Regions from separate parts of the Homo sapiens genome. Here region 1 is linked to region 2. Evidence: read pairs that join two places in POLR2A ChIA-PET (ENCODE). Cell type or tissue: MCF 10A. All regions are shown on one strand. Each heading gives the region's core, and the rest is flanking DNA. Links, peaks and the distances in the headings are about the cores only. Region 1 overlaps LOC124903153 (a long non-coding RNA gene). Region 2 has its middle 120 kb from the start of RFC3.

Evidence for each region. Peaks named below come from ENCODE experiments on the same cell type or tissue, not always from the same donor. Only the 100,000 strongest peaks of a DNase experiment are listed, where the experiment ranks them.
Region 1: POLR2A ChIA-PET joins it to region 2 with 6 read pairs; 4 of 35 experiments call an interaction of 5 or more read pairs at or near these places.

What each region holds. Positions count from the first base shown.
Region 1 is chr13:34,034,748-34,040,140 of GRCh38, forward strand. All of the region lies in intron 1 of LOC124903153 (a long non-coding RNA gene), which reads left to right. Among named protein-coding and RNA genes, the nearest start is that of RFC3, 220 kb to the left of the region's middle. In MCF 10A, for the core only: no CTCF peak of the experiment used is centred there; no DNase peak of the experiment used is centred there.
Region 2 is chr13:33,937,967-33,943,359 of GRCh38, forward strand. It overlaps a transcript of RFC3 not described here. Among named protein-coding and RNA genes, the nearest start is that of RFC3, 120 kb to the left of the region's middle. RefSeq lists an enhancer at 2,820-3,319. In MCF 10A, for the core only: no CTCF peak of the experiment used is centred there; a DNase peak (open chromatin) is centred at 3,135.

The DNA.
Region 1 (5,393 bases), core at 189-5,188, 97 kb after region 2:
GTACAGGTACAGGGCTCTGTGAGGCTGAATATCAAGTACAAGTACAGGTATAGGACTCTGTGAGGCTGGGAGACAGAATAATTCCTAGAATTCACACAGGATTCACAATATACAGAGCATCAGGTAGACTACTCAGGAAGATGTTGCCTGAATAATTGGGCTAAATTAGCCCCAAACAAAAGGCTACTCTAGACCTGCCCTACTAAGGCTTAAAAGAAAATGCTGAAAGAATCAAACTTGATCCCGGGTAAATTAGCTGTATGCCAAAGTCCAACAATATTAAATGTACAAGATTTACCACTTAATAAAGATTACCAGGAATGTAAAGAAGTAGGAAAATATGATTTGTAATTGGAAAAAAAGTTCATTCAAAAGAAGCAAACCTGGAAATTTCATATATGATATTATTAGCACATAAGGATTTAAAAATAGCTACTATAAATATGCTGCATATATTCAAGGTATAGGGAAAAAGACAAACATGTTGAGAGGATAAATGGAATATGTATATTTTTAAAGATTCAAATAGGACTTCAAAATATTAAAAAAGTATCTGAAAAGAAAATTTGATGGGATTCTTGCAGATTAAACACTGCAGAAGAAAAGATCAGTGAATTTGAATACATAACAATAGAAGCTACAGAAAATTAAACACAGAGATGAAAGACTGGAAAAAACAGAACCGAACATTAGTGATTCTTTGGGACCACATCACGTGGACTAACATGAAAACAACTGAGCTCCAGAAGTGGGGTGGATAGAAGTGTCTGAAGAATAAGATGCGGAGGGGATTTATTGGCCTGTGAAACTAGAAGGTGGACCTACGTGTAAGTGCTCAAAAGATGTCAGGAACATCCCTGTTTCTTCTCTCATTTCTGTTTTCTCCTGAATTTTAGCTTCACTGTGCAGGGAAGCTTTCTCCATGAGAGAGGAATGTCATTTAACAATAACATCTTCACAGCCCCCAGTTTAGAGATCCTAAGAGAAGAGGACAGCTCCTCCCTGCCTGTGAATCAGTCAATGCAGGGAAGGGCTCCAGCTGGCCCAGGTTGAGTCATGTGTTTACCTGGAGCCGTTCTTTATATCAGAGGGGTGAAGAATTCTGACTGCTCTAAGCTGAATCAGATATCATACCATGTGGGACTCACAGCCTCCACAACCAGATGGAATGGAAAGAGGAAAATTCTCCAAAGGAGATGAGGGCACCAGGGGAATAAAGATAACAGGTGGCCCAAATACCATCCTTCAGATTCAGCTCATCCAAGGGCTTTTTGTGCAAACTGTTTCTCCTGAAATACTCAACCTTGCATTTGCTGATTCATTTCCATTGTGTCATCCGTGTGTCATTGTGTTGAGTCTGTCATTTAGCTCTCCGTCTGGCTCATATGAATTTTTCTCTCCAGCTAGATAGTAAGGCCTTGAAAAGCATGACCATGTCTTATACATTCCTTAATCTCTCCCAGTGACTGGCAGAGTGTCTCTCATTTAGTAGCAGAATAAATGTTTGTTTTGGTGAATCTGTTACAGAGACTAGTCAAATACTCCCATTAAGCTGAGGAGAAGTTAGATTGAGTAAATACCCTCAGCCTGTGTCATCATGAAAGAAGACTAAAGTGTTCATAAAAAGCTAATTGGTAAGCAGTTTGCAAATGAAAAACTGGTTTCTTTTTTTTTTTTTTTTTTTAACTCTTCTCTTATTAGGATCCCCAAAGCTGTGATGACAATGCCAGGAGCAAAGAAGTAGCTTTTTTAAATTTCTTGATGCCCAGACCATTTGGGCTCAGGCAGAGTGTGTGTGTGCCCACATGATAGGATTCGATGGGTACTTGAAATCCTTCTTGCCCTAAATATCCTTCCTTGCATCCTGAAAAATCCTTCAATTCAAAGTCAATTATTTTTGATTAAGATGCTGTACTTCTTAAAGAACCCTTTAAAATACAAATACCCGAGTAAAGCAGATACTATGATCCATTAACCTTTTTGCCTAAATTTATTTCTCCAAGTGGCTTTAATCACTTAACAGAGCCCTGAAAGAAGGGGCAGAAGGACACAGACATTGCTTGGCCAATGGGGAGGTGGGCATGTGGATGTTGGGCTGCTTTGGGGAGGCACATGGCAAACCCAGTGCTTCAGGCACATTATGCAGCAGGAAGAATGTGCATATTAGACATCTGGGGGCATGTATTTAAAAGGGACATTAAAAAGTAAACAGGTGAAGTGCTCTTCTCACCACTCTTGTGTAGAAAAAGACCCTTATTCTTTTAGTATAGCTATGATGGCAAAAGCTAAAACAAACCAATAGAAAGAACAGGGACAAATTTGGGTTGATTCCCTTATTCTAAGACAATTGCCATGTGGTCACAGATTGGCAGAGCCCATATGGATCGTCCGGTAGAGGTCTGAGGGCCACATCTCTTTGACCTCCACTTGTCTTGGCTACTTGACCCAGAACCATCAGGGTTCAGCCCTGGGCACTCTCTTCCTACTTACTTCTGTCAATTTCATTCTTTGTGGCCTTTAGAGGCTGGAGGCAGAGTTTCATTTTTCCTGACTAGGATACTGTATTTATTCAATCGCCCCTGTTTAGAGAAAAAGAGTGGGAAAGAAATACTACAATATAGATTGCAAGAGATCAGTTGGCAATATCAATTGTAAGATCTACCCTCAATTTCAGAGTTTTAAAATGGAAAATAATGTGCATCTCAGCGTTAAGGAAACACAGTAATAAGTTGAACAGTAGAAGGAAGCGGGTTGGTAGCTATTACTGGGTAGATGAAATCTTTTGGAATTAGGAGCTTTCACATCATCACAGAGAAGACAGGCATAGAAAAGCTCTCCTACCTCCCAGGTATAGCAGCCAGATTTCTCAAGGAAGGTTCACAAAAGAAAAGCCCCTACACAACTGTGCCTGGGTGACATCAGATTTCTGGAATGCAGAGGCTCATGCTTTTAGGGGCTAGTGCAAAGCCTCCAAATCAAAGCCTGAATTAGGAAGCTTCAAAGCTGGGAGCCCAACATCACCACTAACTACCCAAGAGGAGAGGCAGAGAGACCCCTCCTCTTCCAGGACACACAGGCCCGCTCGGCTTGGCAGCATCTCACCTCCTCTAGGCTGGCTCCCTGACAGTCCATGAATATTCAGTTGGTGTTACTAAGTGATTCCATTCCATCTTAATCATCTATTTGGGGACACTGCATACTGCATTGGTCATGATTTCTATGGTGTTTTTTGCTCTCATTTGTAAATAGCTTTCAGAAACCTGAAATGAAATTGCATTTACTTTTCATTTTCCTCCTTCAGTCTGAGTCAGCTTGACTTGGAATCAGCAGTACCTTCTGGCCCTTTTAAGCAACCTTATTTCCACGATGGAGAAAAATGATCATTCTGCAGGATACTGTGCAACGTAAGGGGACTGCACGGGAAGACAAGAGTGAGGCCACTGTCCCCACACTACTCAAATGAGCTCATTTCCGCCATTCCTTTCAGCTAAGAAAATGTGCACCAGCTCAGTTGCCTCAGATTAAAATGCATAAGTATAATTTCCTTGCACATATTTTAATCTGATTAGCATTCAGCCTATGGAAGTCCCCATTCCTTCCCCTGCTCTCTAATAGCTTCCCTTTCTAAATTGTGTCCTCTCTTGTAGAACTCAGGTGCTCATATTAGCTTTGCACAATTTTAGCTGAGAACAGAGGGAAGGAAATCACCAGGGTAACATTGGCCGCCCACACTGCAGTTTGTGTGTGTTTTAAGAGAAATAAGAAGCAGATAGACTGTTCCTCCTTAATGTCTGTAATAGGCTAAAATTTCCCAAGATTCTGTGTTTTTCTTAAGCAAATATGAAATTTAACCGGAGCCACAAAGGAGGGGGGCGTTATTTGGTTGTGAATGACCTAAGAGGAACAGACTGCAAAGCAGTATTACCCAAGAGGAGCAGTGCAAAGTCAACACAAATGCTTTCTTTCATGTGGCCCTGGGTATATCTGAATGTAAAGTTTAGGCAGAGTTTTTTTTGTTTTTTTTTTTTTGTTGTTCTGAACAGAGGCATATTAGGAATGTTTAAAATATCTCTATTTCAGATATTTGACCCCAAGTCTTCTGTTTAGTTATATATGGAAACAGAGCTCACCTGAGATATAAAAAGAAGCGGTTGTTGCTGCTCTGGTTTCCTGTGGGGACACAACTACTCCTTGGCTCCTGCCCCACCCCCACTCAGGTTCTCAGCATCTTTGTTCTGTCTCGATCTGCCTTAGGTCCAGTGTGTCCTAAAGCTCATGTCCCCGCCTTTCCCTTCTCCCACCACACTTCTGTCCAGGTGGACCCATTCAATGGATGTCCCATTCTTTCAGTGCCTTGCTCTCTCCTTTTTAAGCAGCCAAAGGTAACAACCTTCCCCCCAGGTAACCTTCCGAGGATGGGTTTTATTAACTCAGAGAAGGAAGTAATGCCATCATTGAGCTTAAAAAAGCTCTTAGGAATTTACATGCTTGTCATTGGAAAGAAGGCAGAACATTAAGGAGACCGAGGATAGAATCCTGATATGGCCAACTCACTATGTAAGTCTGAACAAGTGAATTAATCTATCTGAGCCTCAGTTTATTTATCTTCATAATGTGATTATTAATTTTCATTTCATAGGATGTTGTAAAAGTTAAATTAGATGCTTTTTACAAATATTCTATTTGCAGGACGTGGTATAAACATACCTACATTACATCAACATTGGAGGCATGCTATTTATCTGGTTTCCTGACTTGATACCAGTTTTATTTGCCTACAGAATTATTTTGAGTGCCTTTATAGGTTGGAAATGCTTTTAAAATGATAAAATATCATTAAACTATGAAACAACACAACATTCTCCTCCTCCTTCTTCTTCCTGTCCTTTCCCTTCTCTTTTTCCTTCTTCTTCTCTTCCTCCTCCTCCTTCTTCTCTCCTTCTTGATTAATTATCAAGACAAATATCTAAAAGTCAGTTGTGAATCCTCTCTACCTTTTATCCCCAGCATCCAGTCCATCAGCAAGTCCCATTGACTCTAATCCATGATATACTTCCTATACATCTCCACTGCCATCACCCCGGTCTTAGCCACCACCTCAACAGCCCTCTGCAGGCCTCTCTACAGGCACTCTAGACCAGCACTGCTGTGCAGCCACTATTTGGTGAGGATCCTTTTACTCACAGACAAACACATTCCTCACTGATCCACCCTTTCTAGAATATAGATGGCATCTTATCTGCCTTGCTCACCACCACACCTTCAGGACTGAGAACAGTACAAACATACAGAAGGGCTCAACAAAGACTTTATGAATAAATTGTATTTATTAATGTGCTCTAAGCACAATCCTATGGGGCAGGCATTATTAGTGCGCTTTACAAATAAGAAAT
Region 2 (5,393 bases), core at 336-5,335:
GCCCCATTGTGCTTGCTTATCCAGAAGATCAATCAGGAAGAGAAGCACGCCATGGGCTGAACTGCAGTTTCTGTTACCTGACTTAGTTTAGATGTATTTCTCCTCTCCCTCAAATCCCTCCCACTAAGTCCAAGGATGTTTGCAAATGTCCTAAGGAATATTCTAGTAGCTAGGATCTGGCATTTTCACAGCCACAGCTCAAGATAAAGTCCAACTGCAAAAAAAAAAAAAAAAAAAAAAAAGTAAGAGTTGAAAATGAAAATGACTTCAAAGCAATGAAATATAAAGTAATTGCAAGTTTGCAAATTAACTATGTTGGCATATTCTTCACTTCCTCAAGGAAATATGCTCTATCCCGTTTTTAAAAATCATAAATATATTTTTTAACTTTTTATTGGAGTTTGACACACATTCAGAAAAGTATAAAAATCATAATAATCAACCGGATAATTTTTCACAAAGTAAAAACCATGAAGAAGCAACAGATTAAGAAGCATATCATCATTTCCCAGGGATAACCACCATTCTGATTTTTAACACTATGGTGTTAAAAATCCATTTATTTGGTCTGTTTTGGAAACTTATACAAGTGGAATCATACAGTATGTACTATTTTGCTTCTGTTTTTCTCAACATTGTGTCATATATTTGTGATTTCTTCATTCTCATTGCTAAATAGTATGCCATTGTATGAATATATCACAATTCACTACATTTCAGTTTTTTTTTGCTATTACAATCAGTGCTACTATCAACATTTTTGTACATATCCTTTGGTGGACAAATGTATGCATTTCTGTTGAGTGCTTCTGAAGAGTGGAAAGCTGGGTCATTGGGGATGCATGTGTTCAACTCTGGTAGCTACAACAAAACAGTTTTCCAAAGTGATTATACAAATTTACACTCCAACTGGCAGTGTAATAAGCTCTTCAATCTTTCAGGTTTTTGCCAACAATTGGGATTTTTCAGTTAGTTTCTTTTTAACCACTCTGGTGTGTGTGTAGTGGTATCATATTAATGGTTTTGATATGCTAATTATAATGATGATTAATAAAATTGAGCATCTTCTCATGTATGTATTGATTCTGTAGATCCTCAACATGAAGGGCATGCTAAGGTGTTTTGCCTATTTTTCTGTAGGGATTTTACCATTATAATATTAATTTGTAGTTTTAAAATATATGAATATATATTTTGTGGCTTGTTTTTTCACTTGGTTAATCACATATTTTGATGAACAAATATTTTTAATTTAAATATAGTCCAATTTATCCATCCCACCTGAGTCTGTGCTAATGAGATGACTCAAGGTAGAAAGACCAAGTTGACATGAGAGTTGGAACTTTCAGGCCCTTCCACCACCCTCTGGGAAGAGTGGAGGGGAGGGAGCTGGAGATTGGGCTCAGTAAAAACTCTTGACAGTGAGGCTCAGAGAGCTTCCAGGTGGGTGAACACACCAAGGTGCTCGGAAGGTGGTGCACCCAAGAGGGTAAGGAGGCTCTCTCTGTGTGACTCCCTCGCTCTGTATCTTGCCATGTGCATTGCTTCCATTTGGTTCTTCCTGCATTGTATCCTTTATAATAAACCAGTAAATGTAAGTTTAAAAGTGTAAATAAGTAAGTTCTGTGAGCAGCTCTAGCAAAGTATTAAACCCGAGGAGGGGTGGTGGAAACACTTGCTTTACAGCTGATTCATCAGAAGTACAGGTGGCTCAGGGCTTGAAACTGGTGTCGGAAGCGGGAACAGTCTTGTCCTGTCGAGCTCCTTACTTTATGGAGTCTGTACTAACTCTGGGTAGATAGTGTCAGAATTGGATTGAAGTTTTGGACACCCAGCTAGTATCTAGAGAATCAGAGAATAGGTTGTTGGTGTCAGAGAAAACACCCCAGAGAACCAAATTGTCATAATTTTCTCTTGTCTTTTTAATATTTGTAAGATCTGAGAGGGTGCTTCTTTTGTATATTTCTGTTATCAGCAATTTATGTTCACTCTATTTTTTTCTGATCCATCTTCGTAAAAGTTTATCCATTTTATTAATACTTTGATAAAAAACTTTCATGTTACTGATTTTCTGTATTGAATAACTGGATTTTATTCCATTAATTTTTATTCCTAATTTATTGTTTTCTTCCTACTGCCTTACTTTTTATTATGGGGGAGAGTTAATTTGTTGAATTTTTATCTAAATTCCTAAATTGAATTCTTACATCATTAATTTTGAACCTTTCTTCTGTTTTAATATGTTAATCAAATGTTATAATTTTTTTTCTAAGTATGACTTCAACTGCCCTCCACAAATTTTATTATATCTGATATTTACTATCAGGTTCAAAAATTATTTGTTTTTTCATTGCAACTTATTCTTGATCCATGGAACAATTTAAGATTATGTTGCCTCATTGCCAGACACATGGGGATGATTTCATCAGAGAATATTCTCTGGATAGTTTTGGTTCTTCAAAAATTTGCTTTATAGCCCAGCATGTTGCTAATTTTGGTAAATGTTACATGTGCGTGTGAAAAGCATGCATATTCTCCAGTTGATGTGCATAGTAGTCTGTATATACCAAGTGTGTCAAGTATGTTCATCATGCTGTTGTCATAGCCATTATCTTACTATAATGTTTCTGTTGAAGTCATCAAATATTTTTATGTTTTTATTTCAATTTCTATTACCTTGTCTGTCATATCTTATTTTATTGTTATTTAATGCTTACCCTGACTTACCGTAGTCTAATAAAATTACTTTCATCAATTCTCTGATCATGCTGAAACCTTACAATAGTTTAGAAACCTTATAATAGTTTAGAAACCTTACAATAGTTTAACCCCATTCATCTACATTCTGCCTCTCACATTATTGCCATCATATATTTTTATTACGTTATGAACTCTGTAGCACGTTACTATTATTGTTTTGTATAGCCAACTTTAATTTATATTTATCCACATATTTACAACTTTCTGCTGAGACAGCCAAATGCCTGGGCAGATAAAAATGGGTCCCCAGAGAATCTCCGACCCAACCCACAAGTGTTTACATCAGATGCTTTTGTGCAGATGAGGAAACCTGCCCAGGGTTTTGTCAGGGCATGCCCACAGTGGATGGGAGCTGGACATGCGTACTGAGGGAAGTGGATGGAGCTATGGGGAATTCCTGCCTTAAGCAGGGGAGGAGGCTGTTCTCTTCAGCAGGGGTAGTAACCTGGGAATCAGTCTGTGAGGAGGCGGGCCTGTTAGCAGGACTCCGTCTCACTTTCCTGAGAGATTTTTTTTTTTTCCTTTTTGCCCAATACATTCCTCTCTAATCACCCTTCAATGTGTCTGCGCACCTAATCCTTTCTGGTCATATGACAAGAACCTGGTTTTTTCTACAACACTGCCACCCTTTATTCCTTCTTGCATTTTGTGTTTCTGTTTAGGAATATTCTCCTTTAGCCTAAGGAATTTCCTTTAGTAATTATTTTAGGAAAGTCTGATGGTGGTGAATTTTCTTAATTTGTATTTGTCTGCAGCATATTCATTTTACCTTTGTTTCTGAAGGTTATTTTCAATTGCTATATTATTCTAGTTTGGCACTTTGTTTTTGGCACCATAAATATATACTTTTATTGTCTTTTAACTGCCATTGTTTCTGTCAATAAACCAGCCCAATCTTGTTTTCTTTCTTCGAAGCTGCCTGTTTTCTTTGGCTATCTTTAAGATTTTTCTATCTTTGGTGTTTAACAGTTTGCAATTATGTGACTAAGTGTAGATTTAAGGTTTTTTTTTTCTTCTTAGTGTTTATGAAACTTCTTGAATGTATGGGTTGAGAGCCTCCATCCGATTTTGAAGATTATAGGCAAACATCTCTTCAATATTGCTTCCACCTCATTCTTTGTGTTATCAATTGAGGACACTGATCATGTGTATTTTAGAATTTTTAAATATCTCCCATACATAACTTATGTTGTTTTATACATTTTAAAATGTTTTTATCCTTTAATTTGCATATTTTCTATCTTCCTGTTCAGTAATATCATTTGTTCAGGGGAGCCCAATCTAATGATCTGTTGAATTGTCAATTTTAGATAAAATTTCTATTTGATTTTTAAAATATTGTCTACTTTTTCTCTAAAATTCTCTTATCTTTTTTTGTACATTAATTATAGCTGTTTTAAAGTGTGTGTTTGATAAATCTAATGCCTGCATCACTTGTTGGTTTGTTTCTGTATCCTATTTTATATTCTTAATAATGCTTCTTGGTATGCATTGTAATTTTTTTGCCTTTTATTTTTGTTTTTTAGTAACTAATATTAGCAACAATAATGACTAATGGCCTGAAGACTGAAGGTATTATTTTATTTTATTAATTTTTATTTTTAATTCTTACGAGTACATAATGGTTGTCTATATTTACGGGGTACATGCGATGCTTTGATACAGGCATACAATGTATAATAATCAAATCAGGGTAATTGGGGTATCCATTGCCTCAAGCCTTTATCATTTCTTTGTGTTAGGAACATTCCATACTTTTTAATTTAATGCTAAGGTACATTATGCACTTAGAGTTTCAACATCAATGGCAGTGGGCTCATCCATATTTCACATACTCTTCTTAATTGTTTCACCCTTTTTTACAGACTTCCTGTGATGTCTGATTAAACTCTTGTAGTTTTATACCATAATAAGTTTATAAACAATACAGGAGCAGAATAAATATCAGCACCATTATTGTTGTTTTGGGGTACATGGTACTAATTCATAGATCCTCCTGCTATTTGAATGATAGGGTAATTAACATCTTATTTTTTTTTTATCACGTTAGCTGTATACTTGTAGTCAATTTATGTAGTGAGTAGATTGAATTGGAATGCCAATGGTTCTAAATTCCCTGGAGAAAATCTTGAGAAGTCTGGTGCCCACCTTTAGCAGTTGGCCTGTTCCAATGACATGAAACCTTGACTGCTAAGGTGCCATAAAGCAGAGCTGTTTCTGCCTTGGTGAATGGAGTGAGGCATAGGAAACACCTTCAGAGTGGCTCCCATCAATAATCATTGGAGAATTTCATAATTTTGATTGTCAAGGTCAATATGTGGTTGTTTCCATAATTTTAGTCAAGGCCTTTAACAAAAAATAGCATGTGAACTAGTATGTTTATTAATGACATTTCATAATTTACTTTAGCATTCATTTTTCATTGATGGGCAGGGATAAGCCCTGCCTTAGATTCTGCAAGTTTCTGAGGCATCTTGCCTCAGAAATAGACCTAGGGTCTCTATTTTAAGCATATTACATATGTTAACTTCTTTTAACTTCATAACACGGCATAAGGTATGTACTATTTTTATTTCTAGCCTACAGGAAATAGAAGCCTGTACTAGTTTTCTGTTGCTGCTTAATAGATTACC